Linked DNA regions of Homo sapiens: region 1 is linked to region 2. Evidence: read pairs that join two places in POLR2A ChIA-PET (ENCODE). Cell type or tissue: Panc1. All regions are shown on one strand. Each heading gives the region's core, and the rest is flanking DNA. Links, peaks and the distances in the headings are about the cores only.

What was found. ChIA-PET counts read pairs that join two places held together with the same protein. Peaks named below come from ENCODE experiments on the same cell type or tissue, not always from the same donor. Only the 100,000 strongest peaks of a DNase experiment are listed, where the experiment ranks them.
Region 1: POLR2A ChIA-PET joins it to region 2 with 8 read pairs; 4 of 35 experiments call an interaction of 5 or more read pairs at or near these places.

What each region holds. Positions count from the first base shown.
Region 1 is chr12:116,056,761-116,064,980 of GRCh38, forward strand. All of the region lies in intron 4 of MED13L (mediator complex subunit 13L), which reads right to left. Among named protein-coding and RNA genes, the nearest start is that of MIR620, 88 kb to the right of the region's middle. In Panc1, for the core only: no CTCF peak of the experiment used is centred there; no DNase peak of the experiment used is centred there; H3K27ac peaks cover 1,548 bases.
Region 2 is chr12:116,563,582-116,571,801 of GRCh38, forward strand. The region is part of intron 1 of MAP1LC3B2 (microtubule associated protein 1 light chain 3 beta 2); the gene reads left to right. Among named protein-coding and RNA genes, the nearest start is that of MAP1LC3B2, 8.3 kb to the left of the region's middle. In Panc1, for the core only: no CTCF peak of the experiment used is centred there; no DNase peak of the experiment used is centred there.

The DNA.
Region 1 (8,220 bases), core at 1,732-6,731, 510 kb before region 2:
AATGATTGCACAATTATAGGATAGAAATTACTATCTTGTGCTCTAATTCAAATTGCTCTTAATGATCCTAGAGAGAAATGAATTACTAGAGATAAAAGATAAATTTTGCTGTGGTTTGTGATCTTTGTTTCTTTCCTTAAAACTTAACAGACCTCTTTGTCTACCTCAAAAGATTTACTAAAATACAGAATATACTTCAGTTACTTAACACATACTTGGTTATTGTATTTTCTCCAAACTGACATAAGATCCTAAATCATTCTGGTAAAAGAATAAAAATGGTCTCTTTCTCTCATAAGATTTAAATGTATCACTGCGTCAGACAAGGTTAAATCAGAAGCCGAATCCCTGAAGAAAGCTAGTAGAGTCATTTAACAGAAAATGAAGTTGGCTAACACCTGAAGGAATAATTGTAGTAGAGTATTCCAAGTAGCTCGAACACAAGCCCATAAAATAAAGTCCTGTGAGGCAGACAGGAGTCCCAAAGAAACTGCAATTAATAATCCTCCTGGAACAGCAGAAGCACATTCCACATGAAAAGGTACAAAAAGGATAACAAAAAGATCAGCAGTAAGCCAGAGCGAAAATACCAAATTTCCAGCAACCAAACTGCAAAACTCTATCTAGCGTATTAGTTATTTTCTTCAGGGGTAGAACTAATTAGCTGCATTATGGGTGGTTCAGTATCCATATGATATCCACAGTTGGGTACCCTCTGACTGACTGATGGCAGAATATTCTGTCATCAGCACTCAGGTTCCAGAGAGAACTTTCTAGGCAATGGTCTAATAAATAAAGACGTAATGTTTTGTTTATGAGATGCTGTGACTCATCGCCTACTAGATAATCTTAATCTACCCCAAACTTAGACTAATGGTCATTATTATGGTCTCTGAAACAGTTTAGACATGGAGATAGACAGCCCTAAAGTCTATTTCCATACCATTACTTCCATCTGGCAAAATTTGATGGTTTCCTTCACTTACTAAAGTTGATTCTCAGAGGTCAAAAAATGTGCTCAGATATTCAAAAACTTGGTATTCAAAATGCCTAAATTTGGTAAAGAGACTTAGGATTATTACTATTTTTTTTATTTCTGGTGCTTACAAAATAAAGTCTTATTTTAAATCATTGAGCTATCTAGTTAGTTTATAAATAGAATTCAGGTGGTTCAAAATACATTATTTCATTTAAAATTTTAGGATCCAACGTGTTATGTACTGAGACAGCTTTATCATTTAGTCAAGGATTAAATCACGAAAAATTCATTTACTTATTTCTGGCAAGATGTATAACAGAAAACTCTTTAAATCTTTTAAATTACTGGAAGGATTCAACTATAGACAATCAAAAGACATCAAACATACTTTCTTCCTGAGGAAGAAAAGGAATCTGCTAGCAAACTTACAGTGAAAAGTGACCATGATTTACTGTTTAAAAGTTCTAAATGAAATGCATCAGACTGAAAATCAGGATAAGGTTTGCCATTCCTTTTAAGGCACACATCCTTCTAAGCTCATGTGATTTCCTACTTTATGTAGTAAAGAAGGACACAAACAATATGCTTCCATGTGTTTATTTCAACCTAAGCAATATTCAACTTCAAAAACTCAAAAATACTGTTTTCCCCATATATTCTGAAGGTGCCTTTGTAATTACTGTACTGATGAGTCTGTATACATACATAAATTAAAATAAATGTTGAGATCCTAAGTAAAAAATAGCTTACACTATAGCATAAACTGGCAATAAAACCTATCATTTTGTAATCTCTATCTTTATCCATAATGGAAAATAAACAAATCTATGACCTTAACCATTTATATGACCTCCCACAATACGTTTTTGAAGATCATCAAAAGATGCAATAAGAGACCTTTCTTGCAGAGATAAGTTGCTAATCTTAATAAGTGTTCCCAGAAAGAGAATACCAGTCAATGGGGAAAGCTGAATTAAAAATAGTCTAGCCAACTGTAAAACAACAACAGCATAGTAGAGTAGACGGTGGTTTATGGACTTCTATATTTAGCATTACATTATCATATTCTCCAACCCCACTCAAGTAGTATTCTAAAACATTAGTGTTTCATGCCTTTTTGCAGACTGACTCACGACTATATATGTAAAATATGAATATGTTAATTAGAGGTCAAAATATGGTACAAGTATATGTACACTTTACTAATAAAGCAATAAGATACTGTGCTTAAGAAAAACACATAAAAAAAGGTTTCCATTTATACATTGATATGTAATAGATTTAATGGAATGAAAGTTTACATCTGTACATCAAGTCTGCTTAAACACATTTTTCTTTTTTTTGTTAAGACAGGGTCTCGCTCTGTCACCCAGGATGGCGTGCAGTCACGCGATCATGGCTCACTGCAGCCTCAACTTCCCAGACTCAAGCAATCCTCCCACCTGAGCCTCCCAAGTGGTTGGGACTACAGGCATGTGCCAACCCACCCAGCTAATTGTTTGTAGAGATGGGGTCTCATTGTGTTGCTCAGGCTGGTCTTGAACTCCTGGGCTCAAGCCATCCTCCTGCCTAGGCCTCCCAAAGTTTTGAGATTACAGGCATGAGCCACCATGCCTGGCCTGCTTAAACAAGCTTGATTTCACTGTCAATAACCCTCCAGTAAAAAATTATACCGTACTTTTTTTTTTTTTTTTGGTGAGGAGTTTCCCTCTTACCACCTTGGCAGGAGTGCAGTGGGTGTGATCTTGGCTCACTGCAACCTCCGCCTCCCGGGTTCAAGCAATTCTCCTGAGTCAGTCTCCCAAGTAGCTGGGATTACAGACGCCCGCCACCATGCCCAGCTAATTTTTGTGTTTTTAATAGAGACGGGGTTTCACCAGGCTGGCCAGGCTGGTCTCGAACTCCTGACCTCAGGTGATCCGCCTGCCTCAGCCTCCTGAAGTGTTGGGATTACAGGTGTGAGCCACCACACCCACCCTACATAATTCTTTTACACTGTAAAAGTATTTTATGCTTTTAAATATATTTTTAAATACATATGCTTTTAGATAAATTATTAAATTTAATTAATATTTGAAGAATGATGGAAAAGAAAAATGGATTAAGAGTAAAAAACATAAAGGAGGCACGGAGAAAAAGGCTTTAAATTATTATTTAAATCTGATGTATACACTATTACTTTTTACATAATACAAACTGAAATATACAAGAAACAAAACAAATCACTGTGATATAGAACCCCTTAAAGAAAACGCTTGGAAAATCTTTGTCTTTTCTACACTGCAGGGCAAAAAAACCCTCTAATACTAGAGGTGCAGTATGCAGTTTCACTGCTGGACTGTGTACACTGTGAGAGGAATGCAAACTAAGCGCAAGATTGCTCCTGGAGGGATCACAAAACACTGCCCAGGACACTCTCATCATTCTGTGGGCCTGGAGCATTCTCTGGATCATTAAAACTGTCTCAAGTAGTTGCCACTCTATTCGAATTAGACACATTTCTAATAAGCCTCAAATTAAAAAAAAAAAGTTAATTTTGAAAAATTCACAAAAACAGGCCGGGCGTGGTAACTCACGCCGGTAATACTATCACTTTGGGAGGCTGAGGCAGGCAGATCACTTGAGGTCAGGAGTTTGAGACCAGCCTGGGCAACACGGTAAAACCCCGTCTCTATTAACATACAAAAAATTAGCCGGGCACTGTGGCGGGTGCCTGTAGTCCCAGCTACTCGGGAGGCTGAGGCAGGAATATTGCTTGAACCCAGGAGGTGGAGGTTGTAGTGAGCCGAGATCATGCCACTGAACTCTCCAGCCTGGGCGACAGAGCAAGACTCCAAGGGAAAAAAAAAAAAAAAACTAAAAATTTGCAAAAGACAATATAAAGACAATGATTCTGTACACTTTTTTCACATTACAATTAACTGAAAGTACTACTTTGGGTTAAAAACAGTATTAAAAATTGGAGAAATATTTTAAGGTCTCAGATGTTAAGAGCAACAGTATGTATGCCAATTGTTAGACTGTATTGTGGAAGGAAATTTTAGGTTCAACTATTATCTTAAGCACACACACACACGAGATACTTGCTTTACGGAGCTTTGACTTTTGCTAAATTAATTCACTAAAGATAAATGGAAGTGAAAGCAATGAGATGAGAAGGAAGTTATGACACATACATGGCATCATCTTTAAAATGAGAAACTGAAAGCTCAAGATGATGGCATGTGGGCATATGTGTCTTCTTTTATTTTCTATCTCCTGCCTTCTTCTCCTCCCATCTCTGAGACTCCACTCATGCCAATAAACAAGCTGATCATTAAGTTAAATGCTTCTATATGAGGTCTCAGGAAACTAACTTAGTAAGACTATAGATTACTTTTCTCATCTTTAACTGAGAACATTCTAAGTTATTTTAAAGCAACTGGGTGGGTAGAGGACAAGATTTAACTTTCTTTTTTAAGTCATGAGACTCGTTTATTTTCACAGCTAAACATTAACTGTTTTTTTTAATTCCATATTATAAAATTGTTGTATTTAAATCCAGATGCATTTTTATTTTTAAATATAGAGTAGTTACAAATAATATGTATCTTTTATTTTTAAGGTATACAATAAATTCTCAATTTCTCAACACTAGGAAAGGCAATGTCAGAGGGTTATACAATTAGGCAGAACTGAGTTTACATCTTACCTATTATAAGCTGCCTTAAGTCAATTAACTTCTCGGTATTTCAGTTTTCAATGCTACAAAGTAAGATAATAATGCCTACCTCATAGATATATAAACATAAAATAAGATAAAATAAGTGATAACCTTCAGGACATGATAGTTACTAAAATTAAGTACAGTCTCCACCACAAATCAGAATGAAATCATCCCTTCATCAATGCGCATCCCAAATTACCTAATGTGAGTTTGGGAATAGATTTTAAATTTTACAGTTCAAATAAGCATGTTACAAAACATATCAGAAAGGAAAATTCAAGGCCAGGCGTAGTGGCTCACGCCTGTAATCTCAGCACTTTGGGAGGCCGAGGCAGGCTGATCATGAGGTCAGGAGATCGAGACCATCCTGGCTAACACAGTGAAACCACATCTCTACTTAAAAATACAAAAAATTAGCCAGGCATGGTGGCGGGCACCTGTAGTCCCAGCTACTCAGGAGGCTGAGGCAGGAGAATGGCGTGAACCCGGGAGGCAGAGCTTGCAGTGAGCCGAGATCACACCGCTGCACTCCAGCCTGGGAGACAGAGCAAGACTCCACATCGAAAAAAAAAAAAAAAAAAGGAAGGAAAATTCTATCCGAAATCCAAATTATGAACTATTACAGTCACATGCTAACATTAATACCTTGAATCAATTCTCTTCTATTGATTTTCTTTTTTCTGGGTATGGTGGTGCATGCCTGTAGTGCAGTTTTTTGTTTTTTTGAGATGGGATTTTGCTCTGACACCCAGGCTGGAGTGCAGTGGAGCAATCTCAGCTCACTGCAACCTCCACCTCCCAGGCTCAAGTGATCCTTCCACCTCAACCTACAGAGTAGCTGGGACCATAGGCATGAATCACCAAGACCAGCTAATATTTTGTATTTTTGGTAGAGACAGTGTTTCACCATGTTGGCCAGGCTTGTCTCGAACACCTGAGCTCAAGCAATCTGCCCACCTCAACCTCCCTCTATTGGTTTTCTATTGAACAATATTACCTTCATAGGAAATGAATAGAATAGTGTCTCTCTCTCTCTCTCTGTGTTTTTTTTTTTTTTTTTTGAGATGGAGACTCACTCTGTTGCCAGGCTGGTGTGCAGTGGCGCGATCTTGGCTCACTGCAACCTCCACCTCCCGGGTTCAAGTGATTCTCCTGTCTCATCCTCCTGAGTAGCTGGCACTATAGGCATGCGCCACCACACCAAGCTAATTTTTGTATTTTTAGTAGAGACAGGGTTTCCCCATATTGGCCAGGATGGTCTCGATCTCTTGACCCTGTGATCCGACCAACTCACCCGGCCTCAGTATATTTTTAAAACAGAGGGGGAAAACACCAAAGTGGCCCAGGTTGGAGTGAAAGCTTTTTTCACTGAGATGGCCTCACAGACCAGCACACAACATGGAGTCCCAGAGGTCTTCAGACCCTGGCTGAAAGCTGCTTTCTCTATGCCAATCAAATCTGTAAAGTACAAGATGTCCTGTACCCAAGTGGAGATGCTTTTGTGTCTTTGCTGCTTTCTTCCAAAATACTGGCTCTTCCTCCTTTTTGTCTACTTTATTTCTCAAAATAAGTTGTAGATCATTCTTGGAGGCTCAACGCAGCCCAAAACAATCTTACTCTGCAATGCCCACCCAGGCCCTTAGCACAGCAGCTGGCTATTTGATATCCAATTTAGGGCATTTCTGTCTTCTTTCCCCGCCCAGTCTCATCCATAAGAGCAAGGTCTGTGTTAGCCCCTGGGCAGCCCAGAAGACCACTTTTTTGTACTGATAGTAGATAATACATATATAACTGGCTTGAGGGAGGAAAAAAATTAAGCATTGTTTTGGGCCAGTGCAGAGGATCCCTTAAACTCAGGAGTTCAAGACCAGCCTGGGCAACACAGGGAGCCCTCCTTTCCACTAAAAATAAAAATAAAAATAATTAGCTGGGCATAGTAGCCTGTGCCTCTAGTCCCAGCCACTTGGGTGGCTGAGGTGGGAGGATTCCTTGAACCCAGGAGATCCAGGCTACAGTGAGCTGTGATCGTGCCACTGCACTTCAGCCTGGGCAACAGAACAAGACCCTGTCTCAAACAAACAAACAAACCAAATCAAAAAGCATTGTTTGGATATCTAAGCCACTGTTTCCTTCGAGTATTAATAATCTAGTTTTATGTACCTCCAAAACTGACTCTCACTGACCTAGATAAATGGTTATTATAAGCCTTAAGACTCATCAGGCAAAAGCCTTTTTTAACCACCACTACCTCCAAGGAAAAAAACTGTTTATCAAAATACACACCTTTAAAATTTTTCTAATACTTAGTATCATTATGGTACTGTTGTGATATTACTAATACAAAAATATAAACAGTGGTAGAGTCATCCCACTGTACCTACGGGGGATTGGTTCCAGGGCCCCCACACAGATACCAAAATCCACAGATGCTTAAGTGCCTTATATAAAATGGTCTGGGCTGGGCGCATGGTTTGTGCCTATAATCCCAGCACTTTGAGATGGTGAGGTGGCCGGATTGCTTGACTCTAGGAGTTGGAGACCATCCTGGGCAATGTGGCAAAACCCCACCTTTACAAAAAATAAAAAATAAAAAAATTAGCCAGGTGTGGTGGCACATGCCTGTAGTCCCAGCTACTCAGGAGGCTGAGGTAGGAGGGTCACTTGAACCTTGAGGTTGAGTCTGCAGTGAGCCACGAATGTGCCACTGCACTTGGGTGACAGAACAAGACCCCGTCTCAAAAAAAAAAAAAGTCTAGTATTTGCATACGACCTACACATATCCCCCTGCATACTTCAAATCATCTCTAAATTACTTACAATACTGAATACAATGTAGATGCTATGTAAATAGTAGACTGTATTATTGGGGGAATAATTACAAGAAAAAAGTCTGTACATACTCAGACTTAGCCAACCGAGTATGTACAGACGTACTTTTTAAAAATATTTTCAATCTGTGGTTGGTTGAATCCTTGGAGGCAGAACCCACCGATATGGAGGGCCAGCTGTACTTATTTCTTATGAAAAGAGGTCAATTTGATTAAGTTTCTCTGTTCCTAAAAAATTTGGAATCTGGGGCCCCAGATGCCTGGGGAAGAAAGTATGACCGAAAGCAAGAAGCTTTAACAACAGCTTACTTGATGTCTCAGCTGGAGAAGGGAGTTCCCAGGGTCTCATTAATACTCAGCAAGTCTAACAGTGAGCTACTTTGGTGAAGGCAAACAAGGAAGACTGCTTAAACACACAACAAAGCAACTAAACCTTCTACGGTACTATACTGCCAAAAGGGCAGCTTCTTCTCCTTACAGCTCTTCCATCTGACACTGGTACGGCACTGAGACTCGTCACACCATTATGTACCCAATCTCCACATTGTAGAGCATGACTCAACTATAAATGGTATGAGGACAAGGGCCCCATCCATTTTGTCCACTGTTACATCCCCAGCATCTAGCACAATGTGTGGCATATAGTCCGCTTTAAAATAAATATATGTGTCTATATGTATATACAGTCAAGCAACAATGGAAGTACC
Region 2 (8,220 bases), core at 1,012-6,011:
TTGATGTTCTTTTCTTTGTGTTTATCTTGCCTGGGCTTTGCTGAGCTTCTTGGATCTGTAACTTTATAGTTTTTATCAACTTTGGAACATTTTTAGCCATTATTATTTCAGGGTTTTATTTTCATCCTCTCCTCCTGGAACTGCAATTATTCGTAGGATAGATCTTCTGTTATTGTTGCATAGGCCCCTGACACTCTGATTATTTATTTTTTTGGCCCTTGTTTCTCCTGGTTCTTTAATGTGAATAACTTCTATTATTATGTCATTGGATTTACTGATTTTTTTTTCTTCTGCAGTCTTTAATATGCTGTTAAACTCATCTAGTAAATTATTATTTTATTTTTTAACAAATGGGATCTTGCTGTGTTGCCCAGGCTGGCCCCAAACTCCTGGGTTCAAGCAATTCTCCCACCTCAGCCTCCAAAGTAGCTGGGACTAAAGGTGCATGCCACCACACCCAGCAAATTTTTATTTTAGATATTGTATTTTTTATCTCCAGAAGATACATTTGGTTCTTTTTTTATAGCTTCCACTTTTCACTATGTTTATATTCTTTAGATCTATGAACATATTTATAATAACTTTTAAAATCTTTGTCAGTTAATTACATCATCTTTGTCATTTGGGGTCTGTTTATATTGACTGGTATTTTTCATGATAATGGGTCACATTTTCCTGCTTCTCTAGATGTCTAGTAAGTTTTCATTGGATGCTAGACAATGTAGATGCTGTGCAGCTGAGTGCCTGGGTTTTGTTATTTTCCTTTGATGTTTGTTTTGGGAGGCAATTGAGTTACTCATTGACCAGCTTGATTTTTTTTTTTTAAGGCTTTTTTTTAAGCTTTATTGCAGTGGCTCTAGAGAAGCTTCTTATCTAAAGCTGGCTTAGGCCTACAAGAAAGGTGTAGCCTCACAGTGGTCTCTAATGAATGCCTTGGATGTTCAACAAATTATTCCCATTCTGGCTTGCTAAGATTTGAATGTCCCCCAGTCCCATGAGAGCTCTTGGAATTATTCAGCTTATACCTCTCCAATAGCAGTTCCTTGACAGTCTTGTATCATTTTACCCAATATCTGAGCAACTTAGTATTTAGCCAGTGACTCAAGTGGTCCCCTGTGCAGATTTCTGGCACTATGTGTCCATATAACACCATCTTGCCTGGGACTTTGCGTCACAAATTTCAGCCTTTTCAACCTCCATATATTATAATCTCTCTCTTCAACTCAGAGAGGCCACTGTGCTCTGCATGGGATCCTCCTCCCTGTGCTGCAGTCTAAAAAGCTCTTCCAGGCAGAAAGCCAGGGTGATCACTGGGCTCACTTGATTTGCATCCCTTCTTTCAGGCCTCATAGTTCTACACTACCTGTGGCCCAATCTCTGAAAAACAATTGTTTTATATCTTTGGTCTGGCTTTCCAGTTGTGTACAGCTGGAAAACAACTTTGGTACCAATTCCTTCATCATGGCCAGAATCAGAAGAAGTTCACCCTGATAACTTAAGAAAGAAAAATTTAAAAAAGGAACATATTGGAAGGGCCTAGGGGAATTCACCAAAAAGAAGTAATAGCCAAAGAATAGTCCTCAAAAGGGACAGAGACCACAGAAACTCTGGAGATCCAGGGTGTCTTAGTCTGTTTTCACACTGCTGATAAAGACATACTCGAGACTGGGCAATTTACAAAAGAAAGAGGTTTAATGGACTTACAGTTCCACATGGATGTGGAGGCCTCACAATCATGGTGGAAGGCAAAGAGGAGCAAGTCATGTCTTACATGGATGGAGGCAGGAAAAGAGAGAATGAGAAACGAAGCGAAACGGATTTCCCCTTATCAAACCATCAGATCTCATTCACACATCTTATTCACTACCACGAGAACAGTATGGGGGAGCCGCCCCCATGATTCAGTTATCTCCCTCTGGGTCCCTCCCACAACATGTGGGAATTATGGGAGTACAATTCAAGATGGGATTTGGGTGGGGACACAGAGCCAAACCATATCACGGGAGAACTAAGAAACAGTCTCTTCAGGACATAGATGACTGGACAAATTAGCTCCATGCCCATGGGGTCCTTCAAGACTCAAATTTCTGGGAGGAGATATATGGTCTAGTCACAGTCATGGGCTTACCTCTTGGCCAGAGGAGGACAAGACACTTTGGTTAATGATTCTACCAAGATGATATACGATAGTGGGAGGACAGATTCCAAAGCAAAACTGGGTTGCTCCTTCCAGAAGCAAGGAGATTGGCCCCTTGGCAGGCAAAAACAACAGAGACACATTACAAAATATTTATGAAAGCAATATTTACGAAAGCACAAAATCTTTAAGTAGGGTTGGCTTTTGAACTCAGAGCCGTGAGGTTTCTTTTTGCTATTTCACCACAAGGCTGCATGAATTCGTTCTTTCCCCTGACATCTCTGCCTTCCCCTCCAACACAGACAGACTTTCTCCACAACAAATCCATTTTATGAGCAACATCTAGACAATAACAAACTTCTCATCAGGCCAGAAATGCCAGTTTATAGCTCATCGAGAACAGAGATTCTCTGAGCCTGCCAATGTTCAAGGAAGATTTCCAGAGAATAAAACTTGCTTGGGGGTGAAGGGCAAGCTTGAACCTGTGTCCTGGGAACAAAACATGCAGCAAAATGCATTTCTTCTTTTCCCACTACTCATAACTACCAGGAGTTGGAAGCACCTTGCCTGAAAGAGAAGGTTGTGTTTTGTGTTTCAAGAGTGAGTCTGAGGTAGCTGCAGGCTAGATTATTAAGCAGATTAATTCAACCAAATATATTGACAAATGCACCAGCAGGTAAAGGAAGAAGATGTTCTCTGCTTAGATTGTTGTGAGGAAGTTTCTGTGTCCCCACTCTGCCTAGAGGCTAATCAGATATGTGTGTGTGTGTGTAACCTCTACAAAACAAAACACCCCAAATCCTTAAAATATCCACAAATGTTGTTTTCTTGTATGATCATACCCATTTCAGAGATGAAAAATCTGAGATACAGTACGTGGAACTGTGAGTCAGTGATTAAAAAAAAAAAAAAAAAAAAAAACAAGAATTGAGGCCAGGTGTGGTCACTCATGTCTGTAATCCAAGCACTTTAGGAGACCGAGTCAGGCAGATCACCTGAGGTCAGGAGTTCGAGACCAGCCTGGCCAACATGGTGAAACCCTGTCTCTACTAAAATACAAAAATGTGCTGGGCGTGGTGGTGGGCACCTGTAGTCCCAGCTACTCAGGAGGCGGAGGCAGGAAAATTGCTTGAATCCAGGAGGTAGAGGTTGCAGAGAGCCAAGATCGTGCCACTGCATTCCAGTCTGGGCCACAGAGTGAGACTCTGTCTCAAAAAAAAAAAAAAAAAAAAAAAAAAAAAAAAAAAAAAAAAGAATTGAGTTCAAAACTGCAGGATAAAACTTTTCTGTATGTCTTGAGAATAATTTTGAAAGCAAGAGAAACGGAAAGGAAGAGAAGGGAGAGGGAGGGGAAAGGACAAAGGAGGTAAGGAAAGCAAGTTAGCTCTTTGGCTAATTCATGTCTTCAAAGGTGCCTGGGTTTTTGGAGATTTAGAGTGCTGAGAGATGCTGTTTGCACACCACCAAGATTCAAATTGAAATTATAGGCAAGTAAAAGCACCTCCTATCCCATGGCTAACTCCTTTCTCCAGCTTTACATGTTAGCTATGTCCACCCTCAGGTTCTCAACTTAGAAAGAAGTCTTTTTATTCCTTGAGGGGATTTATTTCTTTCTCAAGAAAGAAATCATGGTAATTTCATGCTGATTGAGAAAAGACCAAAATGAGCTTATAAAATTAATTCCTGGGAGAGTTTTAGTCACTTGTATCTTGTTGACTGCTTTGCAAATCTTTTTTTTTTTTTTTTTGGCCAGGCACGGTGGCTCACGCCTGTAGTCCCAGTACTTTGGGAGGCCGACGTGGGTGGATCACTTGAGGTCAGGAGTTTGAGACCAGCCTGGCCAACATGTTGACTCCAGGTCTCTACTAAAAATACAAAAATCAGCCAGGTGTGGTGGCACATGCCTGTAATCCCAGCTACTCAGGAGGTTGAGGCAGGAGAATTGCTTGAACCCCAGAGGTGGAGTTTGCAGTGAGCCGAGATTGTGTCACTGCACTCCAGCCTGGGTGACAGAGTGAGACTCTGTCTAAAAAATAAAAATAAAAAAATATATATATATATGTAAACCCTCTAAGGGTTTCGGTTGCCAGGAGAGAAGAAAATGGAACCCAAAACACTTAGAGGAGGAATGACAGACTCATTTTATAGAACAGTGGGAAGGGATTTGGGGATTAGGAAAACCTTCTGGGGAAGTGTCTGGAGCCTGCGAGTTCTTGAAAAGGACAAACGATCATGTTCCCCATTGTGTTTCAGATGCCCAGCACAATGCCTGATCTGCACTAGGTGTTCAGTAAATTATTTGTTGAACGAAAGAATGATTAAGTGAGTAAATGTGAATCTCCAGTCAGGCCTAACCTATGTTTTTGCCAAACCAGACTCCAATGCCTTGATAGCTTTGCAGCTCTTTTTCCATTCTTTGTCGTCCTGGCAATTGTCTCTGATCCTTTCAAGGCAATAGATGCGACCCTTTGTGGATTATGAACATCTCTGAGAATCTGCTGAGAGTAACAGGCCCTTTTCTCAAAAAAAAGAATGCACAGACACGTACACACAATTTGGCATATCTTTTCAAGTGAGCGAATGCCCTGAACCTCACATGTGGCCACAGCCTAACAATCTCTGGAGCTTTTCCCACTCTTCTTCCTGTCTCTCTGCCCTGCAGACTTATTTGCTCCTTCACTGGGTCCTCATAGCACTTTTTAAAATCTTTTCAGTTTTTAGCTTAAAACAACATGTACTTTATTCACAAGTCTGTAATTTGTGCAGAGCTTGGGGGATGCCCTCTGGCTCCACTTCAGGCTGGGGCTGGAATCACCTGAAGGATTACTGCATGGTTTGAATGTGTCCCCCAAATTTCATGTACTGGAAACTTAGATCTCCAAGTTCATATGTTGATGGTATTTGGATGTGGGGCCTTTAGGAGGTAATTAGGATTAGATAAAGTCATCAGGGTGCAGCCCCCATGATGGGACTGGTGGCTTTATGAGCAGAGGAGGAGAGGCCTGAGCTGACACACATATTCTTGCCCTTTCATCATGTGATGCCCTCCACCATGTTATGATGCAGCAGGAAGGCCCTTGCCAGACACTGGCACCCTGATATTGGACTTCCCAGCCTCTAGAACTGTAAGAAATAAATTTCTTTTCTTTCTTTTTTTTTTTTTTGAGACAGAATCTCTGTCTCCCAGGCTGGAGTGCAGTGGCGCATCTCCACTCACTGCAAGCTTCGCCTCCTGGGTTCACGCCATTCTCCTGCCTCAGCCTCCTGCGTACCTGGGATTACAGGCACCCACCACCACGCCTGGCTAACTTTTTGTATTTTTTTTAGTAGAGATGGGGTTTCACGGTGTTAGCCAGGATGGTCTCGATCTCCTGACCTCATGATCCGCCCACCTCGGCCTCCCAAAGTACTGGGATTACAGGTGTGAACTACCGCGCCCGGCCAATTTCTTTTCTTTATAAATTTCTTTTCTCTAGAAATTACCCAGTCTATGATATTCTGTTATAGTAGCAGAACACAGACTAAGACAATTGCTCACTCACCTGTCCAGAAGCTGTCCAGAGATTGATGCTGAAGAGACCTAAACAGTGGGGAGCTAAAATAGCTGGGGGTCCTCAGGCATCTCCTCCTGTCTCTATGTGGTCTTTCTATGCATTCTCTCTGGCTTATCCAGAGCACTTTAAACATACCTCTCTTACTACTTAACCCACAACGTAGTAGTTGTTATTTGGGCCTGTGGATTGTGGCAATGTACTTAACATCTGTTTCATTGGCAAAACTGTAAATCCTTCAAGGACAAGGACCATAACTTGTTCATCTCTATTTCCTTAAGACCCTAGCAGCTACCTTGTATGTAACTATGTATTTAATATATGCTAGTTGGAATATGCACGTAGGTATGTGTTTATTTTATCATGATGTCCCACTACATTTCAACAAAGAAGTAGAATGGCGCTTATATACATACCTCAATACAACAAAATAAAAATGCAAATCAAAGAAATGGGGATAAAGTAAAAATAAAGCTAGGAAAAATGTTAAAATAAAAGATAACAGGCCAGGCATGGTGGCTCGCTCCTGTAATCCCAGCACTCTGGCAGGCCTAGGTGGGCAGATCACAAGGTCAAGAGATCGAGACCATCCTGGCCAACATGGTGAAAACCTGTCTCTACTAAAAATACAAAAATTAGCTGGGCATGGTGGCACGCACCTGTAGTCCCAGCTACTTGGGAGGCTGAGACAGGAGAATTGGTTGAACCCAGGAGTCAGAGGTTGCAGGGAGCCGAGATCGCGCCACTGCACTCCAGCCTGGCCACAGAGTGAGACTCCATCTCAAAAATAAAATAAAATAAAATAAAATCACTACCCAAAATGCATACCCACAAAGTTGTATATCATTATTGTCAGTGGCTCAGAAGAAGGGGCAAAGAGGGAAATACCCTCATTACTAAAGTTCACAGGGTTGCATACAGATGATCCTCAATTTACAATGGCTCAACTTATAATTTTTCAACTTTATGATGGTGCAAAAGTAACATGCATTCAGTAGAAACTGTACTTCAAGTACCCATACAGCCATTCTGCTTTTTGCTGTTAGTACAGCATTCAATAAACATGAGATATTCAACACTTTATTATAAAATAGGCTTTGTGTTAGATGATTTTGCCCAACTGTAGGTTAATATAAGTGTTCTGAGCTTGTTTAAAGTAGGCTAGGTGATATGGTTGGGCTGTGTCTCCACCCAAATCTTGTCTTGAATTGTAGCTCCCATCATTCCCATGTGTTGTGGGGGAACTCAATGGGAGGTAATTGAATCATGGGGGCAGTTTCCCCCATACTGTTCTGGTGGTAGTGAGTAAGTCTCACGAGATCTGATGGTTTTATAAGGGGTTCCCCCTTTCACTTGGCTCTCATTCTCTCTTGCCTGCTGCCATGTAAGATGTGCCTTTTGCCTTCCACCATGATTGTGAGGCCTCCCCAGCCACGTGGAACCTCTTTTCTTTATAAATTACCCAGTCTTGGGTAAGTCTTTATCAGCCACATGAAAACAAAGTAATACTCTAGGCTAAGCTATGATGTTTGGTAGGTTAGGTGAATTAAATGCATTTTCAACGTATGATAGGTTTACCAGGATGTATTAATAAGTCGAGAAGCACCTGTGTAAGGCAACTGATCACTTGGGAAAACACAGTTTGTGTGAGTAACAAGGTATATAAGAAATGTTCTTCTATCGGTTGCAATTTTATTGCAACTTCCTTGTGATAAAAATGATAGCATATTTATACCATGATTTCTCTGTAATGTGCCTCAATTCAGGTTAAGGGAGGTTCAATACAAGAAAATCTACAAGTGGCCAAAACAAACGGCTTAAAGCTGCAATTCTGTAAGGGTCTGATTTTATCTAAGGACATATTTAAGACCATGTAGTCCAGCTTTTTCTGAAGAGTACACTATGGAATAACAATCTTGGAAAAGCTCTGCCCATAATGGCTTCTGTGGTTGAGGAAAGGTGGGAAACCCACTCACGTCTTCCTCTTGGAAGTGCACAGTAAAACACTAGCATTTTAAAGGCTCTGAGAAGTCCTGCAGTAAGGAAACCCAGCATTTGCCAGGTTTCTCTGACTACTGTTGTGCAAGAACCTTGGGGCAGTCTCAAAATGTGACCTAGGTCCACTGATCCTACCATGAAATGAATTTTTCCTTCTCGTGAGAATAGATGGGAGTAAGGGACTGCTGTTCTTTTTTTTTTTTTTTTTTTTTTTTTTTTTTTTTTTTTTTTGAGACGGAGTCTCATTCTGTCGCCCAGGCTGGGGTGCAGTGGGGCGATTTCTGCTCACTGCAAGCTCCGCCTCCCGGGTTCATGCCATTCTCCTGCCTCAGCCTCCCGAGTAGCTGGGACTACAGGTGCCCACCACCACACCCAGCTAATTTTTTTGTATTTTTAGTAGAGACGGGATTTCACCGTGTTAGCCAGGATGGTCTCGATCTCCTAACCTCGTGATCCGCCTGTCTCGGCCGCCCAAAGTGCTGGGATTACAGACGTAAGCCACCGCGCCCGGCCACGGACTGCTATTCTTAGGGA